4 separate regions of the Homo sapiens genome follow, and regions 2, 3 and 4 are each linked to region 1. A link is a loop called in an ENCODE intact Hi-C map of the cell type or tissue named here. Cell type or tissue: HepG2. All regions are shown on one strand. Region 1 holds the start of LOC124901439 (a long non-coding RNA gene). Region 2 overlaps SYNE1 (spectrin repeat containing nuclear envelope protein 1). Region 3 has its middle 35 kb from the start of FBXO5. Region 4 overlaps RGS17 (regulator of G protein signaling 17).

Region 1 (5,000 bases):
TGGTGAGGATGTGGAGAAAAGGAAACCCTTATACACTGTTGGTAGGAATGTAAACCAGTACATCCCCTGTGGAAAGCAGCATGGAGATTTCTCAAAATCTAAAAATAGAATTACCATTTGACCCAGCAATGCCACTACTTGGTTTCTACCCAAGCAAAAAGAAATAAACTCATGAAAGGGATACCTGCACTTGCATGTTTATTGCAGTATTATTCACAATAGCAGAGATATGAAATCAACCTAAGCATCCATCAGTGGATGAATGGATAAAGAAAATGTGGTATATATACACAATAGAATATTATATGACCATAAAAAAGAATGAAATCATGCTATTTGCAGCAACATGGATGGAACTGGAGGCCATTATCTTAAGTGAAATAATCTATGCACAAAAAGACAAATATCACATGTTCTCACTTATATGTGGGAGCTAATAAATTTGATTACATGGAGGTAGAGAGTGGAAAGATAACAGAGACTGGTAAAAATGGGGAGGAGGATGAAGAGAAGTGGCTTAAAAGTGCAAACATACAGTTAAATAGAAGGATTAAATACAGTGTTTGATTGCAGAGTAGGGTGACTATAGTTAACAAAAATTTACTGTACTTTGACTTGATCACTCTGTCTTATATACATGCAAGAGCATTTCACAAGTACCCCATAAATCTGTACAAATAAAAAAGACACAAACATTTGCTCCAGTGAGGATAAAATATGATAAGACGAAAGGTCTTTCCTTAAATAACAGTGTGAGCTAACCAGAGATTATCAACTTGATCATCTTTTTTCCCTCTGATATAGACCAACAAATGATTAGTTGTTTGTTGTTATATGGAAGCATATTATAATCAAACAGATACCATTGTCTGAATTTGCTGGTTTGGCTAGTCTAGTAATATACAATAAAAAAAAAAAAGAACTACAACTAGAAATTAGAATTCTAGCATTTCAAAAATGCCTTTTACATGCATTATTTTATTTATGCATCACAAACCCTAAACATTAAAGAAAACAGACCTTTCCTACCTACCTTACACTACAGTAAGACACCAGGTGCTCACAGACACCAAGATTATTGTTTGAAGAAGTGTGTAAATATAAGCCTCCAGGACAGCTTATTCCTAGTTGGTTTTTATTTCAAGACATTATATGGGAGTTGGCAGTTATACATTATAGACATTTAATAAATATAAGTTCGATAAATAATATTATTAAGAATTTTTATTAATAATTATTATCAAAATTATTATTCTTAATAATAAATTTCTGATACTTGGTGCTACAATTTCATTCAAATCCAATATGCTTACATGAGGTCTGCCTATTTGAAAGGTTTTTCATCCACAATAATAATAATTAAAGAAACCCTCAAATCAAGTGCAATGAAGGGTTTCTTTCCATGGAAAAAATTCTTTAAACTACACTCTAAATTCCACAATAAAGAAATGTCTCATTTCAAAAATCAATATTAGATTCTTCTCACAACAACAAAAGTACATTAATATTATGGAAAGTGCTCTTCAGAACTATCAGATAGCAGAATCCTGGCATGTCATTGTTATTCTTTCTCCTTTGTCATCTTTAATGAGAAGTCCTTTTATATCACGATGTTATGTTTTAGAATATTGAAAACATATCAGACAATAGATAAAATATCATCTGGCTCTACAGTGAATCTTTTAGAATTTTTATTTTTAATGTGCTTAGATTCTGCATCTGTTAATTCCCAGTTGATTACTCAGAATTGTTTCTCCTGCCAAATACCAACTACCAAGTCTTTATTTTTATTTCTAAGTCCTGACGGTTCCTCTCCTAATAAACTAAGAATATGAAAACCTACAGAAGGAATTACAATTGCCCTACCTTACAGGATTGTGTCAAAGTTAATGAAATAATCAACTATTAAGTTCATTAATAGTTCATGACTTTCATAAGACAGGTATGACAATAAATGCAAAGTTTTACTCATCACACCAAAGTGTCATCATTTATGCTTTGTCAAAAATTAAAAATATGGCATAAAAACTTTCCTGAAATCAGCTGATTGTTCCTAAAAGAATGACTGTTGCTTTCATTTCTTGTACTGAAGTATATCCATTTACTATGACCTTTAATAATGGAGACTTTTTATTGGGTCACATAATATACTAGTATGTGTCATAATAGGCCCATTCTTGGCGCAGTGACTAGATGGAGCACATTTAGCTTGGCTACTGGACAGCCTTCATCAGCGACTCATGATGCTCATCTCTACAGCCCAGAGGACATTTAAAGAACTAAATAAAGATATAGAAGGCGGCCCCTTCTCTCATCAGTAAGCCTTACCATCTAAGGGACACTCTGGACATCGGAAGATTCCAAGTCGTCTCTTATGGTATAGAAATATTTGTAGAGAATTTTCGAAAGACGGATGATTTATTTCTGTCTTTCTCTCAAAACACCCCGGGGCCAGTACTTCATCACTATGTCTAGGCCTTGTATTGCCTAAAATAAGCATCCACTTACAAAATGGTGGTTTCTTCCTTTATTTGGAAAGGAAAATTCTCTGAAACAACTTACCAAAGGCTTCATCTTCAATGGGGCCATCTATTAGTGACATAGTTGGGAAAAGCCAATTAATGCAAGGATGGTGCATAACTGCAAATAAGCGCAATACAATATTATACAATACCTTGAATTACTCATTTCAATTGGCCACTTGAGGGCGCCAAAGCAGAAGCAATAAGAGTCCTTAGTCTTAGCACTTCAGAGAACTGCTTGCTTTCTCTACATTTCTGTTTACACAGATGGTCTTGCTTCAAACACCACTGCATGGTAAACAGTATCTTTAAAACTGGCAGATATGATAAGATGAATATTTTCTCATTCCTGCTTTTGGTTACTTCTAAACTGTGCAACAAAGCTAAGAGTTTGTGTTATCGCATGGAAACACATTCCTTTATTCTCAGCATGAATTTCGCATGAAACCAAGACTTCCATCCAAACACACTGAACATAATTTAATTCATTTTCTTTCATACTTCTTACTTCACCTTCAATTTTTTATGACTATTTCTTTCCCACTAGCATTTTTCTACTACTCTGACTCCATTGTACAATCAAGGATTTAAATTCCATTTGTTACATTAGTCTCAAAGCCATTTAAGTAACGACATAGCAGTCTGCTTGCTAGAATGCTATGGTGGATGCTTTAGTCTTCCTTCTTTTCAAGAGCCATGGTGCTTTGAAGCTTTAAGCTCTTATGTCTTTATGCTCTTTATGTCTTTATGATCTTTAAGTTCTTATGTCTCCATATTTTGATTATTTATTTACATATCTTTTCCTATTAAACTATGAGTTCTTTGAGTGCAAGAAATGGGCCTTAAATGTACCTTTCTGTCTTCTGTGTAAGCTCTCAATAATAGCTGGCTAAGTGAGAAAAGAAGAACATGATTCCTGATCTCAAGTAGAATTTAGTCTGATAGGGAACGTGAGTCAGGCACCTTGAAAAGTTAAATAATATTAAAGAAGTTAATACAATGTCAAAATATGAGTTGTCTACAGTGGTGTTGTCCAACAGAAACATAACTGAAAGTTTTCTAGTAGCTACATTAAAAAGGTAAAAGGTAACAAGTAAAAATAATTTTAATAGTATATTTATTTAATCAAGTATACCCAAAATATTATCATTTCAACATTTGACTGATATAAAATATTTATTATGATATACTTCACATTTTTTGTCTTTGAAATTCAGTATGTATATCTAGATAGATAGAAAGTTGATGGATGGATGGATAGATAGATAGACAGATGGATAGATAGATAGATAGGTTTTTTTGTTTGTTTGTTTGTTTGTTTGTTTTTGAGATGGAGTCTCCCTCTGTCACCCAGGCTGGAGTGCAGAGGCATGATCTCGACTCACTGCAACCTCCGTCTTCTGGATTCAAACAATTCTCCTGCCTCAGCATCCCAAGTAACTGGGATTACAGATGCCCACCACCACGCCCAGCTAATTTTTGTATTTTCGGTAGAGATGGGGTTTCACCATGTTGGCCAGGCTGGACTCAAACTCCTGAGCTCAAGTGATCCACCCTCCATGGCCTCCCAAAGTGCTAGGATTACAGGCATGAGCCACTGCACCCACCCTGAAATACAGTGTATATTTTACACTTAAAGGACAACTCAATTCAGACACAATATTTTCATCAGAAATACTTGATCTGTGCTGAGATTACTTACAATTTACAATTGAAAAGTAGATTCACATGCTCAAGTTGTTCCAAATACATTTTAAAACTTTTCCAATAATTTGAGTACCAAAACATTATTTTTGTTTAATATTCATATGCACATTGACAAAACTGGTTTGTTTTTTAAAAAGAATTGTTTAGACTTTGAAGCAAAATCATATACCTTTAAAACTATAGCTCCCCAAGTTAAGTAAACTCACTAACTGTTAAGTCAACCGGTTATTAACATTGAATTCAGACTATTGTGTAAATTAAAAATCAACTCCTAATCAATCAATATCAACAAAGCATTCTTCATGTTTTTCATGTAGTTTGTGCAGCCAATTTATATAAAACTGTCAATTACAATTAAAATCTTCTGAATACTGATTTATAAATATTTGTAAAATCTTTAGTATTGTTTAGAAGTATAAAAAGGTTTAATTTCAACAGAAGTTCTCATGCATGTCTACCTAATCACAAATATGCTTTTTCTTTCTATTGGAGCTTCAAATTTATATTATTCACATGTAGTGTGGTATCAGTGACAGAATATAAACCACATTGTCATTTCTTTTGTCTTTAATTATTAAATATATGGTAAACATTTATTAGTTTCAAGAAAATCTTGAATTGGAGTTAGCAGCACAGGAAATTTTGTAAAAAGTCTTCCATGACTTAATGCATGAGCTTTGGTCAAAGAACTTAAGATCATTAGAGTCCTAATCTCGTGTTTCTTTCAGCAGTCCTCTAAACTTGCAGTGATTCCTAGCATACACCCATATG
Region 2 (5,000 bases), 310 kb before region 1:
AGAGTGAACCATAATAAATAGTATGTGCACCGTATCACGTTTCTAAAATCCAAAAGATTCTGAGTTTGAAAACAAAGCTGGGGTCCTTAGACTTTCGGATAAAGGGTTGTGTGAATCACACAGAAGTGCAGGGATGGAGATGTGCACTCAGAGAGTAATAATCACAATAGAGAGCACAAAGCAATCAATACAGTGGGAGGAAAAACAGCACAGCTTATTGTGGCACTTCAAACCTTTTAGTTCTAAATCAAGACCACATTTGAACAGTTTCAAGCAGAACTTTTGTGGATTTTTTCCTGACACCTTTTCCTTCCTCTATTTGTGGATATAATGTTGCAGGAGACAATGATCGGATAGTAAAGTAATGAAAATACCTTTTACCTTGTATCTGTACAGCACTTGAACTTATTCATGTTTTGTATACATTTCTCATTTGGATTCTCACAAATAACCTGCCACGTACACAGAGAAGACCATTAACTCGGATGTGAACAAGGAAGCTAAAGAATAGTGGGGGTGAGGAAATACGCCAGAAATCTAGAAACTGGAATGAAGGCTGAAGAGTTACAGAATAATGAACAGTATTTAGTAGTCAGACTCTTACCCTAATCTAATTTTGACCAGATCAATTTGCTGATTATTTGATTCACTAATTTAATGAATTCCACTGTGCCCCTCACATGTACCAGCCGTTCTGCTGACCAGCTGTGGATGCAATCTGAGAGGATGGGTTTGGTCCCTGAGAGTCCATCAGGGAAACAGGAATCAAAAAGAATTACATCACAGTCCAAGTTTTGTAAATGCAAAGAAAAGTTCAGAACAGTGACATGAAATATATTAGTATATTTAAAAAATATCACTTCTACATGATTAAAGATTATTCTTGTGGAAAACATGAAAGCCTACCCTCCTACTGTTTGCTACAATGGAAGCTAAGGAGAAAATGCTGCCTTCACATCTAAGAGTTTTCCTACTGAATTACATATAAAGGTGCATGTTAATGAAAACATGAAGACAACTGATCTCTTGGATGAAAGGTTATTTCCAATCAGAGAGCACACACAGAAGCCTTGAGAAGGACTTCAAGCTGAGGCTGGACAAACTTGCCACATGTAGCCAGCTCCCTCCTGTAAAATGTGGCGTCTCCTGCTTTTGCAAGAAAGCCACCAAAACTATGAAATATTTTCCTGTTATGAGCTCTTAGCAATACCAGGGCACCAGAAAGAAAGGGAGTCTTGAAAAATGTCCTGAAATACTACCTTCATAGAACCACTTTATTTTAACCTGAAACTGTATTCCAATACCAAGAGTTTCAACAATTCAAAATACATTGTTTGGTGTGGAATGGGGAAAAGGGGGGAGAAAAGCTGGTCACAGTGTTCGTATATTTTATGTCCAATATTTAATCCAGACTTTTAAAAAACCCACAGTTCTCTCAAACAAACATGACTGTTCTCAGAGAGTGCTTTCAAAGTTTGGTCGTTGCTTTTCATCAAATTACTGCTCTTTATCTTAAGTAGGTTCAGGATTTTACAATTTTACATTTTCACATTTTGGGATTTTGCATTTCAAATTACTGCTAATATTATTTCTTAGTCTCACCCTGTGATCTAAATGTTCCTTCTCTCTCTCCCTCTCTCATATAAATACTTATATTTATATATTTACATATTTATATTATATATTTATATATTATTTTGTCAGTATCCAGCACGGATACAATAATTTGACACAATTTCACCTATATTTTATACTACCTGTCCCCTTGACAAGACGTAAAGAGAGCTACAATTTTAACAACAAAACTCATAAATCTCAGATGGAGATGAAATGAAAAACAGCAAGCACCTAAAAGAGTGAACCTGAGAAATAAGGTCAAATCACAGAGTTTAAAGAGCCAGTGTTAGAAATTGCAATCTCAAATTCAACCCCCACCATGTAATTCAATTAGCCACTTGGAAGACCTGCACTCAGTGGTTAATCCTGCACAGAGCACCAGGTGGTGCTGTTGCTTTCCGCTGCTTCAGATCTAGCGTGGCGTTAGTGACCCTCCTCATAATAGAAGATCTACTGGACTCCAGAACCTGTGGCCACCGCGGCAGCTGCAGGGGTTTCCACATGAGACAGCAGCTGGTGGATGTCACAAATAAATTTCCTGAGTGTCAATCCAACCTCACATGCTCAAGTTTATTCGTATAGTAATGAATAATTTTAAAGGTTACTTTTAATAATAATAGAAATCTATCTTCTATTTAGAATGTATGTGGCAGGCATATGTTGCATATATTTACTACACATATTATCTAATTAAAACTTTGCAATAACCGTATGAGAAAATATCCTCCACCCTCACCAATTTTACATGTAAAGAGACTGGAGCAAACGAGGTTCATCAACTCCCTTGAGGTGACACAAGACACTAAACGTGGAGCATGGATATCTGTCTGACTCAAAAGCCCATACCTTCAATCACTTCATTCTACTCTCACGTCCAAATTGCCCATTGGGGTTTCCAGAATAACTTTACATATCACAACCTATCTGGAGATAGGCAATGTAGACGCAATTCCCAACTCACAGATGAGGAAACCGTGTCAGAAATGGGTATCTCAGCAAGCAAGTGCCAAAGTCAAATGAAACCCTCCTTACTCCCTTTCCCCCGTACTATATTAAAAACGATATGGCCAGAATCCAGCTGGTCAATAGAGCACCTCCAAGCTAGGCCATGATGCTCAGTTATCTTCCCGAGCTACAAACTATAAAGAGTTCTCCTATCCACGGACATCTTGACCGCCTATCTCCAGTTCTTCAACCTTGTCTATCCTCATTCTCAGCCCATCTTACTACTACTTGAGCCTCCTCAACAGAGCAGGAAATGTTTATGGGAACTGGCTCACCTATGAATCCACAGAATAATTTTCCTTTCACATGTCTATATTTGCATCTGCCTTGGTATTATTATTATATCATGTGTCACAGGTCAGGATAACAGGGAAACAAATTCTAGAAGGAATTTTGTCAGCAGGAGGTTTTTTAGCATGTGCTCTCAAGAACTAAAAACTTTAAGTGTGGAGAAGCAGAATTAGGACACAGGGAGATGCTGGACTCATGCAATTATGCAGCTGAAGCTAGGAGAGTCTTTCAGAGATGTCCAAAATGAAGGCAAGGGGCTGGGACTTTGCATCCAGGTATTGGCCAGTTGCTGGATATGGGGTGGCCCTGGGAGGAGGTATAACTTGAGAAAGGCAGATCCCCGGGGCTGAGGACCAGTCCTGGGGAGAGGCTCAGCTGTGAGTCTTCAGCAGGCAACATTTGGAGAGCTGGGAATGAGGGCCTCAGAGCTGAGGGGCATGGTCTGCACTGTGCCCCAGTCATCTGCTGCACCAGCTACAATGTTAACTACTAAGCTCTAAAAATTTAAACAGTCCCAGTAACAATGAGAATAGCAGCACGGTCCCAATAATAATGAGATCAGTAGTTCTCATTAGTTGTATGCTATGTTCGATACACTGCATTCAAAGGGGGTCAAGATTTGCTCCTATTTCTATTTGGGACTACAGCCAAACACTTGACCACCAAGAGATGCTGCCTCCTCCATTTATTTCAAAATGAACAAAGTGTTCAAGGCCCACTTTTGCACTTTTCTGAGGACTGGATCAAAAGTCTGAGGACTTCTGGATCAAAAGATCGATAGTGCAAGGACAGGGAAGGGGCCATAGCTTTCTTGAGGCAGCCAATCATGGAGTTCTCCAAACCATCTTAGACATCTTAGTTTTTTTTATCAGTTTCTTACTAATTCATATGCTTCCTCAGTTTAACCAACCAAACTTGGTTGTATATTTCTACCCTCTGAGCCTGCCTATCTAAGGTACCATTTTACTTCTCTAACCAGACAACTTTGGCAGCCACTATCTAGTTCTCCCCTCTGACCTCCATATCATCATCCACCCTTTGCATAACTATTTCTCCTGAATATGATACCATTTTTCCAGTTCTTAAACATCATCACCCAAGAGCCTACACAAATAAAAAACATGGATTGCCAAGTAGTGGCATGTAGGCAGAATCTGGGCCCCAAATGTATTTTCCTTCATCCTGCAACCTTCCAAGAAAACATTTTAATTTAAATGTTTGTAGGTAGGACTTAAGTTCTAATTTTTACACAGACCCATCACTTTCTTTTGTCTTTAACCAGTTACTTCTCAAATCACCAGAAGGTAATGAGGTTTAAGACATCTTAAAAGAGGAAGACTTATATTTCAAATACTCATAAATGGGAAGTGAGATTTTGAAAAAGCAACATGATGAGAAATCTTAGGAAGAGCAAAGAAGTAAAATAGAGACTCTTGATTTTAAAATAAACTCATATTTTTTGTTACAATTATTATATCTTTGTCATAGATATGTTGTGTCTTTGGGGAAATTGGAAAAGATATTCTGTTTACATTCTCAATCCGTTCCCCCAGTATAAGCATATATCACATAACATTTCAGCCAATGATGGACCACATATACAACTGTGGTCCCATGAAATTATAATACTGTATTTTTACTGTACTTTTTATGTTTAGATATGTTTAGACACACAAATATTTAACATTGTAGTACAATTGCCTACAGTGTTCAGTACAGTAAAATGCTATTCAGGTTGATAGCCTAGGAGTAAAAGGCTATTAACACATAGCCAAGGTGTGTAGTAGGCTATGCCATCTAGGCTTGTGTAAGTACCCTCTATGATGTACGCACAATGACAAAACTGCCTAATAATACATTTCTCAGAATGTATCTTCATTGTTAAGCAATACCTGATTGCATTTTAAATTAGTATATGTTTAAGCAAGTATATTATTTCACTGAAACCCAGAACAATTGGAACCCAAGAAAAGTTACTTGCAATGATGTAAAGACATGAATGAATTCATGTAATTTGATAAATAACAATATAACATGTTGGTATTTTTACATATAAACAAACATCATAACTAAATTTCAATGAGTTA
Region 3 (5,000 bases), 84 kb after region 1:
GAGATGATCTAACCAAAATATTCTATATATTACAGATGAGTCAGTTTCAAGTCACAGAGGCACAAGTGATGGCTAAAATGCAGTAACCAGGTCATATTTTAAAAAGAAAAAGTTCAGTTTTTCAGATGAAAAATCATGTGTAGATGAAGGAAAATTTGTAAATCATTGGAGGAAATCACTTTATTACTATTGTTATTGCTAGTTTATTAATAATTTTTAGTTGTACTGGACTATACAGATATGAGTGAACACCAAAAAAAACTCTACCAAGATATGCAGGTACTAATACTCTGGTATAATTTTTAAAAGTAGGCCAGGAGCTGTGGCTTATGCCTGTAATCCTAGCACTTTGGGAGGGTAAGGCAGGAGAATCACTTGAGTCCAGGAATTCAACACCAGCCTCGGCAACATAGGGAGACTTTGTCTCTACAAAAAAAAATAAAATTTGAAAAACAAATTTTAACTATTTACAAAGACAAATATCTATTTTTATTATAAAAAATTATATTTTGGTGACTATAAACTTGTGAAAAGACATGAAAAGGCATAACACATTTTATAAAAATGATTTGTATTTAATGATATTACATATAAACCACTAAAATGATAGCTATAGATGTCTACATATACAAAATATGCATATATGCATGCATGTATAATATATGTATACATGTATTATATATAGTATAGTATATTAAGCAGAAATGTTTTTCAATATATTTCCATGTAACTAAACCTTGTATATATCACTGCAGATTTCTTTGTCTTTTCATAGACAGAAATATTTTATAACTTGACATGAGACATCTGTCACAGAGAATGACAGTCTCATACATTTTAGCCTGGCTCCCCACCTCCGCCTTGGATTCAAGAAAAACATTTTGATGATTCACGCACAGTGTAAGGATAATATGACAATAAAATGACTTCAGGCTATGTAAGCCCATAAATAAAGGGAAATCAAACCTTTCATACAAGTAAATCCACGCAAGAAATCAATTTGTAAAATTGAAAAAACTTCTTCTAAATGGGCATGATGGGTATAAGTCTCTAAAAAGAATAAACACATCCATTTGCAGTTTCATTTTTTAACACATTCTCTCAGAGTTTCACTCAACCCCTCCCCAAAAAATATTTTGGAGTTTTATGGTGCCCAGCATAAATTTCCTTCTAATTTCTTGCTTTTGAAACATTCTCAATGTGATGTGATTTATTAGTTGATAGGAATCAATCATTTGTTTTCCACAGTTAACCATATCGGCTAGAGCAGAGTTTCCCCAACCTTAATATGCATATAAATTACCTGGGGACATTATTAAAATGCCAATTCTGATGCAATAGCCATGGGATGGGATTCCATTTCTGGTAAGTTTCCAGGTGACACCGAAGCTGCTGGTCAGCAGCCTGCTCATCATATACTGAAGGACTAGAAGATTTTGGCTATAGTTATTTGTTTTCTTTCCCTCTCATACACAGGCATTCAACAAACATGCTGAGCATGAACTGTGAATCAGCCATTGAGCTCTCAGAAAATGTGAATTTAAATGTAAGCAGCTTTATGAAGATTTTTTTTCCTTTATATTTTGCTTATTCCATTCGGTTATGGAAAATAGACTTCAAAATGCCTAAGGGAAAATATGATTTACGAATATTTGTTAGACTTGATTGAAAGTAACTAATGTTAAGTTATTTTTTTTTCAAACTACCATTGAAATCTTGGTGAAACAATCTTCTTAAAGCCTTACTAAAAAGAATACCTTACAGTCTCACTCCTAACAGAAAAACTCAGCCAGGCAGTTCACTTATGAGAGTCAACCAAAAGTTCATTTTCTTCAACCCTGTCAAAAGAAAGTTGGTCTGCAATTAGATAGATTTGGGTGAAAGTACAACATATTTCACTTACTTGTATGACCCTGGGCAACTTTTATCAACTTCCTGAGTCTCCATTTTTCTTACCTGTATACATGAGTTAATAAAGTTATCTTCCATTCATTTAAAACATATTTATTGAGCACCTACCATGTGTTAGGCACTGTTCTAGCACTTGGGATGAATCAGTGAGCAAATGAACATAGACTTCTTCCTCATATATCTCTTGGATAGAAATGATGTACATTAAGTAGCCCTTGCCACACGCCTAACACTCTCTCTATTTAGTAGCTTTCAACTCTTTGATGCTTTCCAAGTAACTCCCAGGTAAGTAAAACTGTCATTTTCTTAAAATTTGAGATCATTTATCCTTAGTGCTTTATTATATGCCAGACATATTCCAAGTACTTTGGATATGTGTCTAAACTCATGTAATCCTCGCAGCAGCCCAAAAGGAAGATTGGTATGCTCATTTTACAAGAAGAACACTTACTCAGAAAGGAAATTAAGGAATTCTCCAAGATCACAGAGCTAGCAAATAGCAGAGCTGGGATCCAAACTCAGTTTGGCCTCAGACACCCCACTCTTAACCACAACACCTTGGAGTAATGAAATTAGAACCACCGTAAACAAGTCCAGAAAGTTACACTTCGTGTACTGAATAGCTCTAAACTGTGGATTAGCTAGGCTTATTGTGCCCTCTGGTGGAAATCCAATGAAGTAAATGAAAAGGAATATTAAGTGCAATAGAAACAGAAAACGGCGAGTTTACTGACATCCTGAGCTTTTGAAAAGTTTTCAAGCTCATGAACATGGCAGGAAAATCTTCCAGGAACAAGACAAGAATACCAGCAAGAGTCTAAGGAATCAGCAGGCTGTAGATGCCTCGCACGCTGACTCCACACAGCAGAGCCTTCAGAGTGACAACTGTGCAAAGGAAACTGAAGATAAAATCTCAAGGGATAATATCAGTGTTAGCAATCTTAGTAGAAATAATTTTAAGTAAAAACATATTTATCAGCGTGCCAAAAAGCATTATCACGAATCTACTGTACACCACCTTCTCAGGAATGAATTGCTAACGGGAAATGTGACGTTCTCTTTGTACTGCTAGAATTGTCAAGATTCACGGGTTTCTGAGACGATGCCCTCCTAAGGCCTTAGGAACCACTTCCGCACTCCTTACCCACCCCTTAGTTCCAGGTAAAGCCTATGTGGAATAATATATTATTTCTTTGTTCATCAGAGTTTGCAGTCAAGCAATTAAAGTCAATGGGCATTAAATGCAAGTTGACTGGTCCAACTCAACGACTGCACAGCATTTTATATGAAGTTACTAGTGCTGTTCCTGTATACGGGCATCTGAGGAAGGGCGGGAACTGTTACTGTCCTCTTCCCTCTTCCCTTTGGTCTCGAAAGTGACAAGCTCCTTGTTGCCAAGAGATTCTCAGAATGACTCTGTCACTATCCCCTGTATTCCCTGTAGTAGTGAGAAACTGTTACCCTCAACTACCTTCTTTGGCTAGGGATTCTCCTTTCTTTATTGCGGTCTCTCAGGAAGATGGTGTTGACACTGGACATTGCTTGTGCATCCATCTTCTGAGACTGTGTGACTTTTATGTAAATGTTAGTTTATCTAGAAAGAAAGAATATGATCTTATATGCCTTGTCCTAGAAAATTAATTTTTCAGTAGAGAAATCCACTAGCATTATACCATACCCTTCTCCAATTCACCATCTACTTATTTATTTATTTTTTTAAATGTTCATTTATTTATTTATTTATTTTGAGACGGAGCCTTGCTCTGTCACCAGACTGGAGTGCAGTGGTGCGATCTCAGCTCACTGCAACCTCCGCCTCCCGGGTTGAAGCGATTCTCCTGCCTCAGCCTCCCAAGTAGCTGGGACTACAGGCACATTCCATCACGCCCAGCTAATTTTTTTGTAGAGACAGGGTTTCACCATGTTGTCCAGGATGATCGTGATCTCTGACCTCGTGATCCACGCGCCTCAGCCTCCCAAAGTGCTGGGATTACAGGCGTCAGCCACCGCGCCCGGCCCACCGCCTACTTATTTAAAATGCTTCTAATTTATGGGAGAATCATTTGAGCCCAGGAGTTTCAGGCTGCAGTGAGCTATGGTCATGCCACTACACTCCAGGCTAGGCAACAGAACAAGACCTTGTCTCAAAGAAAAAGAAAAAACAAAAAAGTTTAGTTAAAAAGATTAGCACTAGTCCTTAAAAATAAATAACTACTTAGGTGTGTTTAGAACTCGGGTCACTAATGCATGTCTTTCTCTGGGGTGTCACAATCTCTAATGTCGCCCCTGAGTTTTCCCTTCTGCTATCCTATTCTTAGGGCTTTAAAAAAGTTTTCTATGGAATTTTCCTAACTCTTAGAGCGAAATAGATATTGGTTTTCATAGTATGAGGAGAAAATAAATTATGACATTTACTTTTTTTCACAGTAGCAAAGGAATTTCTGAAGGCATCTGCCTTCCCACTCTGAATTCACACAGTAATTTGCTAGTGTACCCCTCAATTGCCCTTACCACTTCTCCAGAAACCACATAAGCTTCTTGACCATTTCACCCCTGAAACAATCCCAGGACATAATACAATAGGTTGCACATTTTAAAGAGGGGAAAGAAAAAAAAAAAAGGGCAATGATTTTCATGATTCAAGATTCCCTTCAGTAATTTATTTGTTCTGATCGTCTTGTTAGGAGTAATTTTCCTTCCGTTCCATTTTATATTTTGCTTATTTTGCATTTATTTCATTTTATCTTCTATTTTAATTAGTATATATTTTTGGTTTTTCTCCCTGCCTCCTAGACTTTCTCAGGTGGACTTCCTACCTGGCCATACAACCCAGAAACTTATTTACGTGATAATTTTCCTAATTTCCTCAAGGAAGGTACATAACTTGTACCATTCTAGATGCCTAGGAAAAATGTTAACTCATTACATATAATAGACGCACTAGGTTATGAAAGCTCAGTTCTCTCCTGGACACCTGGTTGAGAAAGACTCTGCATTAGACGTCACCCAGCATAGTTCATTATGCATAGAAGGCACTCAATAAGCGTTTTTGTAAACAAACAGATAAATGAATGGCTCTAAACTTTTAA
Region 4 (5,000 bases), 160 kb after region 1:
GATAATAAGAAAATGTTTTACATAAAAAACTAAACATTAAAGAACAGAAACTGTAAAAATAAGGGACATAGTATGGAGAATATTTTTTCTCCTAACACTGAAAAAGAATGGAACAGTCATCATTTTAAGATGCTACAAATATAGCACAAAGGAATGGACTAAGTAATCTAGACAACTATCACTTTAAGATGTCACATCTTACATACTTTGGGGGCAGAAATGGGCTTGATAATCTTCCCAAGGACTCTCATTTTGTATAATTACAGGCAAAAGAAGCACATATTTGGGCACATTTGGATCATCTGGTTTATTTGCTATGTGCAATAACTTTAAAATAATAAAAATTAGCATAAAATTATTATACTGATAAAATACAAGTAGAGTTGTTTAGATACTAAAATTCGAGGCAGGCTAAAAGCCTGAAGAATGCAGTTTTAAGATGCAGAATTATACCGGTGTTAGAAATACAGTGTGACATCAGTAACAAATGTGTTGAGGCTACATATTTATTACTGATGTCACACTGTATTACATTTATTAAATTCTCCCCACCTTGCTTTTATGAATACATTTTTCATGTTCATGTAGGAAATAAAAAAATAAATCAATCCTTTGTGCGTCTAATTCTAGAAGGTTTCTCATTTTGTAGAGACAATAGTCCTGGAGCACTCTGGAATACCAATGGCATTTTAACCTAACTAATTAAAAAAAACTATATAACTTAGGTACTGTATATCTTATTAGAAGTGAAATCGTTTATGTAGCATTCCAAACTTAGAGGTTAATAAAATAGACACTAATTCCTTTTATAGATCTCAAAGCAAGGAGTGTAAGGCAGCCTGGGACCATGCCAGGTATTGGAGGAGGAACAGATGACTGTAGCCCATAAATGTTCAGGTGCACAAGAGAGGGGCATGCCATTTAAATGCAAAGGTAAAAATCACAGTTGTTTAGGAGAAACAAAAAAGACAAAAAGAGGCTGGGATGGAAAAGAGAAGACATTCTAGGAACCTCTATGTTCTCTAAGTGCTTTGAAGCCCTCTGGAGCTCCATCACACAGGGCTCCAAGGGCCTGGCCACATTATTAACCACTCTTTCACCAAATGCTTTTAACTCTGTTAGCTGGAACATTTCTCAAGAACAAATTAAGTTTTAAACAGTCAATGGAAAAGTGCTATTTGGTTGCTAGAAGTATTGCTTATTGATTAGGTACATTTTGGCAATGGGAAAGACACTTGCACTTTCAATAACAGAAAACCTAGAATAAGTAATATAATTTCCATTTCCCACCTAAGAATATTAGTGGTCAAGGATCATTTTTCATTTCTGTAAAGAGTCAATCATAAACATCAACAAACATGTCAGATTTCTTTTTTTTGAGTACCTATACCAGAGGTTTTCCAACTAGTATGTATGTGGAAAACTTGTTAAAAGTGCAGATTTCTGGGTCCTATTTCCAAAAATTCAGATTCAGAAGTCCTGGTTAGGCCTTAAGAATTTGTTTTTTAAACAAATGCTCCAGGTGATTCTCATTCACATGATCTAGGGGTCATGCTTTGCGAAATACCACCCTAAAATACATTCTCTCTTTCCATTTTCGTTTGTCACAGCAAATTGTGTTTAAGCAGGCTCCTTAGTGTTAGTTCTGAAAAGCAAGTGAACTACCACACAAGTCAGCTAGAGATAAACAGTCAAAGCATAGTAGGGAAACCTAGCCTTCAAACATGTGTTCAAGGAAATTCTCCCAACAGAAGCTGAATTATCTACCCAGTGAAATCTTCTACCCTCTCCACACCCCATGCCCTACCCAATGTGGACAGCCATCCCTTGACGGTTATCCTTGGTCTTAGGAAGCCCACCTCAATGTTTTCCAGATTTTTACCTCTTTTGGTGATAGTATAGAAATGTAATCTTCATATATCATCCTAGCCTTTTCTTCAATTACTTTTTTGTTCTGCTCCTTCTTTAAGTCTTCACAAGCAAGCCAGAAAAGTAGGTTCTCTTCACTGTATTCTGTTCGGAGGAACTCTCTGAAAAGGTTTCTTCCTGCTGGGGCCTTCATCATCTTGTCAAAATTTTGAGACCAGGACAAGACTTCCTCTGCAGTGGGGTTTTGGCTGCAGAGACAGAACGGGGCCGTGATCAAAGGGAACTTTGTGACCAGTGAATGCTAGACCAGGTAAGGAGAGGAGCAGATAGAAATTCTATCAATTTGCTGCCATCTAGTGGTCAGTATTTTGCCACTCAGTCCAGCCTGATGTGCCAAATAAGTATCTGTCAGGACTACGTCAGTTATTTCAGGGTTTTGACAAAAATTCACACAGGCATAAGAGACATGTAGGGAGACAAGCATTCAAACAGCAAGGGGCCTAAACATAATATGCATGCAGTCATCGTACATTCCTAATGAAGCTTGGAAATGTTCAAACTTTAACAATGTGTTGCAAGTTGATAGAAACTGTCTGTAAGTGACTAAGGACAACATGAATTTTTTCTTTGCCTCTAATCAGGATTTCAATTTTCCAGCCATAAGATACAGTTTTTTTTTCTCATCTCTGGTGGCCATTTTTTTCATCTGTCACTTGATTTAAAATAAGAATACACTGTGTGCACTTGTCACATATTTTCCTAAACTTTAATAATTTTTCTGTTGGGCATGGTGGTTCATGCCTATAATCCCAGTGCTTTGGGAGGCTGAGGTGGGAGGATCTCTTGAGTCCAGGAGTTTGAGGTCAGCCTGGGAAACATAGCAAGATCCTGTCTCTGCAAAAAAAAAATTAAAAAATTAGCTGGGTGTGCTGGCATGTGCCTGTAGTCCCAGCTATTTGGGAGTTGAGGCAGGAGAATCACTTGAGACAGGAGCTTCAGGTTACAGTGAGCTATTACCATCCCATTGCACTCCTGGCTAGGCAACAAAATGAGATCCTGCCTCTAAAAAAAAAAAAGGTTTTTTTCCTACGAAAAGTTAATGTACGAATTGTTAGTCATGAATGGAGTTATCATAATTGGAAGCAGAGTGCTTCTATAATGACACTGACATTGGGGAATTTAAAACTATATACAGATCTTTTAGTGACTAGGTGACTGCAAAAACCACTAGTAATTAATCCACTTGCTTATACATTAAAGAAGTAGAAGACAGAAACTTGGAGAGTCTTATGGTTAAAATGATTCTGATCTTCCTTTCCTATTCAATGATTTACTTAATAATTTTCCAATCTAAAAGACATTTGGCCAAAGAAGTATGTTTATATATATATATAAACATATATATATAAAAACATATATATATAAACATATATATAAACATATATATAAAAACATATATATATAAACATATATATAAACATATATATGGTAAATACATATACACATAAAAAGGTAAATACATATATAAAGGTAAATATATATGTATTTACCTTTTTAACCAGGTATTTCAAATAGATTGTTACTATTCCATAATCTCTGCACTTCCTCATTCACTTAAAACAATTTTTAATTTTAAAAAGCTTAAAAATGACCATGAAGCATCATTAAAACCTTCTCATAAAAAGCAGAAAAAGAAAGCACTTACAATTATATGACTGGACTATTTGTATTTTGATTTTAGTCCATAGGTACCTCTCGTTTGGGAGGCAGCACGTGGGGAGAGTCTGCTCTGGTAGAAAAGGAACCAGGAGTCGCTGGGTGCCCTTCCTCACTCACTTGGACATTCCATATCATTTGTGTGTGTGTTTAGACACTTCTCTTATAAAGAGAAAAACTTGAATTCTCAGAAATGAGAAGTAATGAATTAGGGCAATTTTGGGTGCTAATTCATAAGACAATCTTTATTTTTTTTAAAGAGAAAAGTAAATTTAGATCATGTTTTAGCCAATAACTTAACATAGCTAATAGAAAAATTGCTGAAAAGCAACAGCAATGACAAAATAAGATCTTCCAGATTGAATTTGCATTCACTTCCCAAAATCATTTTGAAGAGTACCATGAAGCAAGGGGTAATACTGAGGCACGCAGTTGATGTAAATGGCATATAAATGCAAGAAACAATAGCTATGTGGTTCTCACACTCACCATTCCTCTAGGACCTGGATACTCTCCATTTTTGTAGTGTGTGTGGGTCTTCCCGCATTTTCCCCTCTTTCTTCATTCCTCACAGTGAGGCTGTAATGTAACAGAACATTTAATTTTGTCAAGGGAAATTCAATCAGTTGAAGAAAAGAATAAATTTTTCTGGGGAAACATTTCACAGGAGATCTTATATTCAACTATGTGAGAATATTTAAAGTATAAAAGAGCAATACCATTTTTAAATGATGGGCAAGCCCATGTCAAAGGGAAGAGAATAATTTTTAAATAAAATTATATAGTAAATCAGACTCCCAAAAGTGGATATTGTTAAATATTCTGACTTCATCCTTACATAATCTGAATTACTGAATATTTCTGAGATATATGATTAAATGCCTTAATATTATATATATATGTATATACACACACACACATATGATTACCTTACTCTTTAAACAAAATGTCATTTTGATTTTTGGTTAATTCTATTCATAGTCTGTTTTCCATTAATTTTCCCCGATTGAGAGCTAATAAGATACAATGTGTCAGAATCTAATACAGATTTTGCTAAATTTACATTGTTACCGATAATATCATTCCTTCAATTGCTAAAATCAAGCTACCGGATTTATATTTGACTTTGTTTTTGCCCTTTCACCCCAGTAAATCAATGTCCAAGGTCTTGAAAGGGACAGACCAGTAACTGAGCATTTGGAACAGGTGAGCATTGGGTGGGAGGGGTGTGTGTCTGTGTAGCATAGGTTTGGGAATTCTACAGCATCATAGAGGACAGAGGATAATGCCGAAGGTTTTAGTAGCCCAGAACAAGAATAAGAATAAGAATTGTCCAATGACAATTGCTCCCTAAAGCTGAGCAGTGCTTTAGGGCAAAACACCGAAAACTCTCGGTGTGGACTAGAAACAACAGG

The links. A loop is a pair of places that touch in the nucleus more often than their neighbours do. Peaks named below come from ENCODE experiments on the same cell type or tissue, not always from the same donor. Only the 100,000 strongest peaks of a DNase experiment are listed, where the experiment ranks them.
Region 2: it touches region 1 in a loop (14-fold over the local background); 6 of 110 quality-filtered maps call a loop at or near these places.
Region 3: it touches region 1 in a loop (16-fold over the local background); 82 of 110 quality-filtered maps call a loop at or near these places.
Region 4: it touches region 1 in a loop (11-fold over the local background); 87 of 110 quality-filtered maps call a loop at or near these places.

Annotation. Positions count from the first base shown.
Region 1 is chr6:152,861,355-152,866,354 of GRCh38, forward strand. The region is part of intron 1 of LINC02840 (long intergenic non-protein coding RNA 2840); the gene reads right to left. LOC124901439 (a long non-coding RNA gene) reads left to right here and starts at 2,226. Exons shown (of 2, transcript XR_007059821.1): 1 at 2,226-2,377. RefSeq lists an enhancer at 2,756-2,805. In HepG2, a CTCF peak has its summit at 2,709 (motif pointing right); a DNase peak (open chromatin) is centred at 2,717.
Region 2 is chr6:152,550,784-152,555,783 of GRCh38, forward strand. The region is part of intron 3 of SYNE1 (spectrin repeat containing nuclear envelope protein 1); the gene reads right to left. Among named protein-coding and RNA genes, the nearest start is that of SYNE1, 84 kb to the right of the region's middle. In HepG2, a CTCF peak has its summit at 1,994 (motif pointing right); a DNase peak (open chromatin) is centred at 2,008.
Region 3 is chr6:152,945,806-152,950,805 of GRCh38, forward strand. No RefSeq gene overlaps it. Among named protein-coding and RNA genes, the nearest start is that of FBXO5, 35 kb to the right of the region's middle. In HepG2, a CTCF peak has its summit at 2,560 (motif pointing left); a DNase peak (open chromatin) is centred at 2,566; H3K27me3 peaks cover 541 bases.
Region 4 is chr6:153,022,380-153,027,379 of GRCh38, forward strand. It overlaps RGS17 (regulator of G protein signaling 17), which reads right to left. Exons shown (of 5, transcript NM_012419.5): 3 at 4,075-4,164; 4 at 1,883-2,117. Among named protein-coding and RNA genes, the nearest start is that of MTRF1L, 22 kb to the left of the region's middle. In HepG2, a CTCF peak has its summit at 2,224 (motif pointing left); a DNase peak (open chromatin) is centred at 2,222; H3K27me3 peaks cover 652 bases.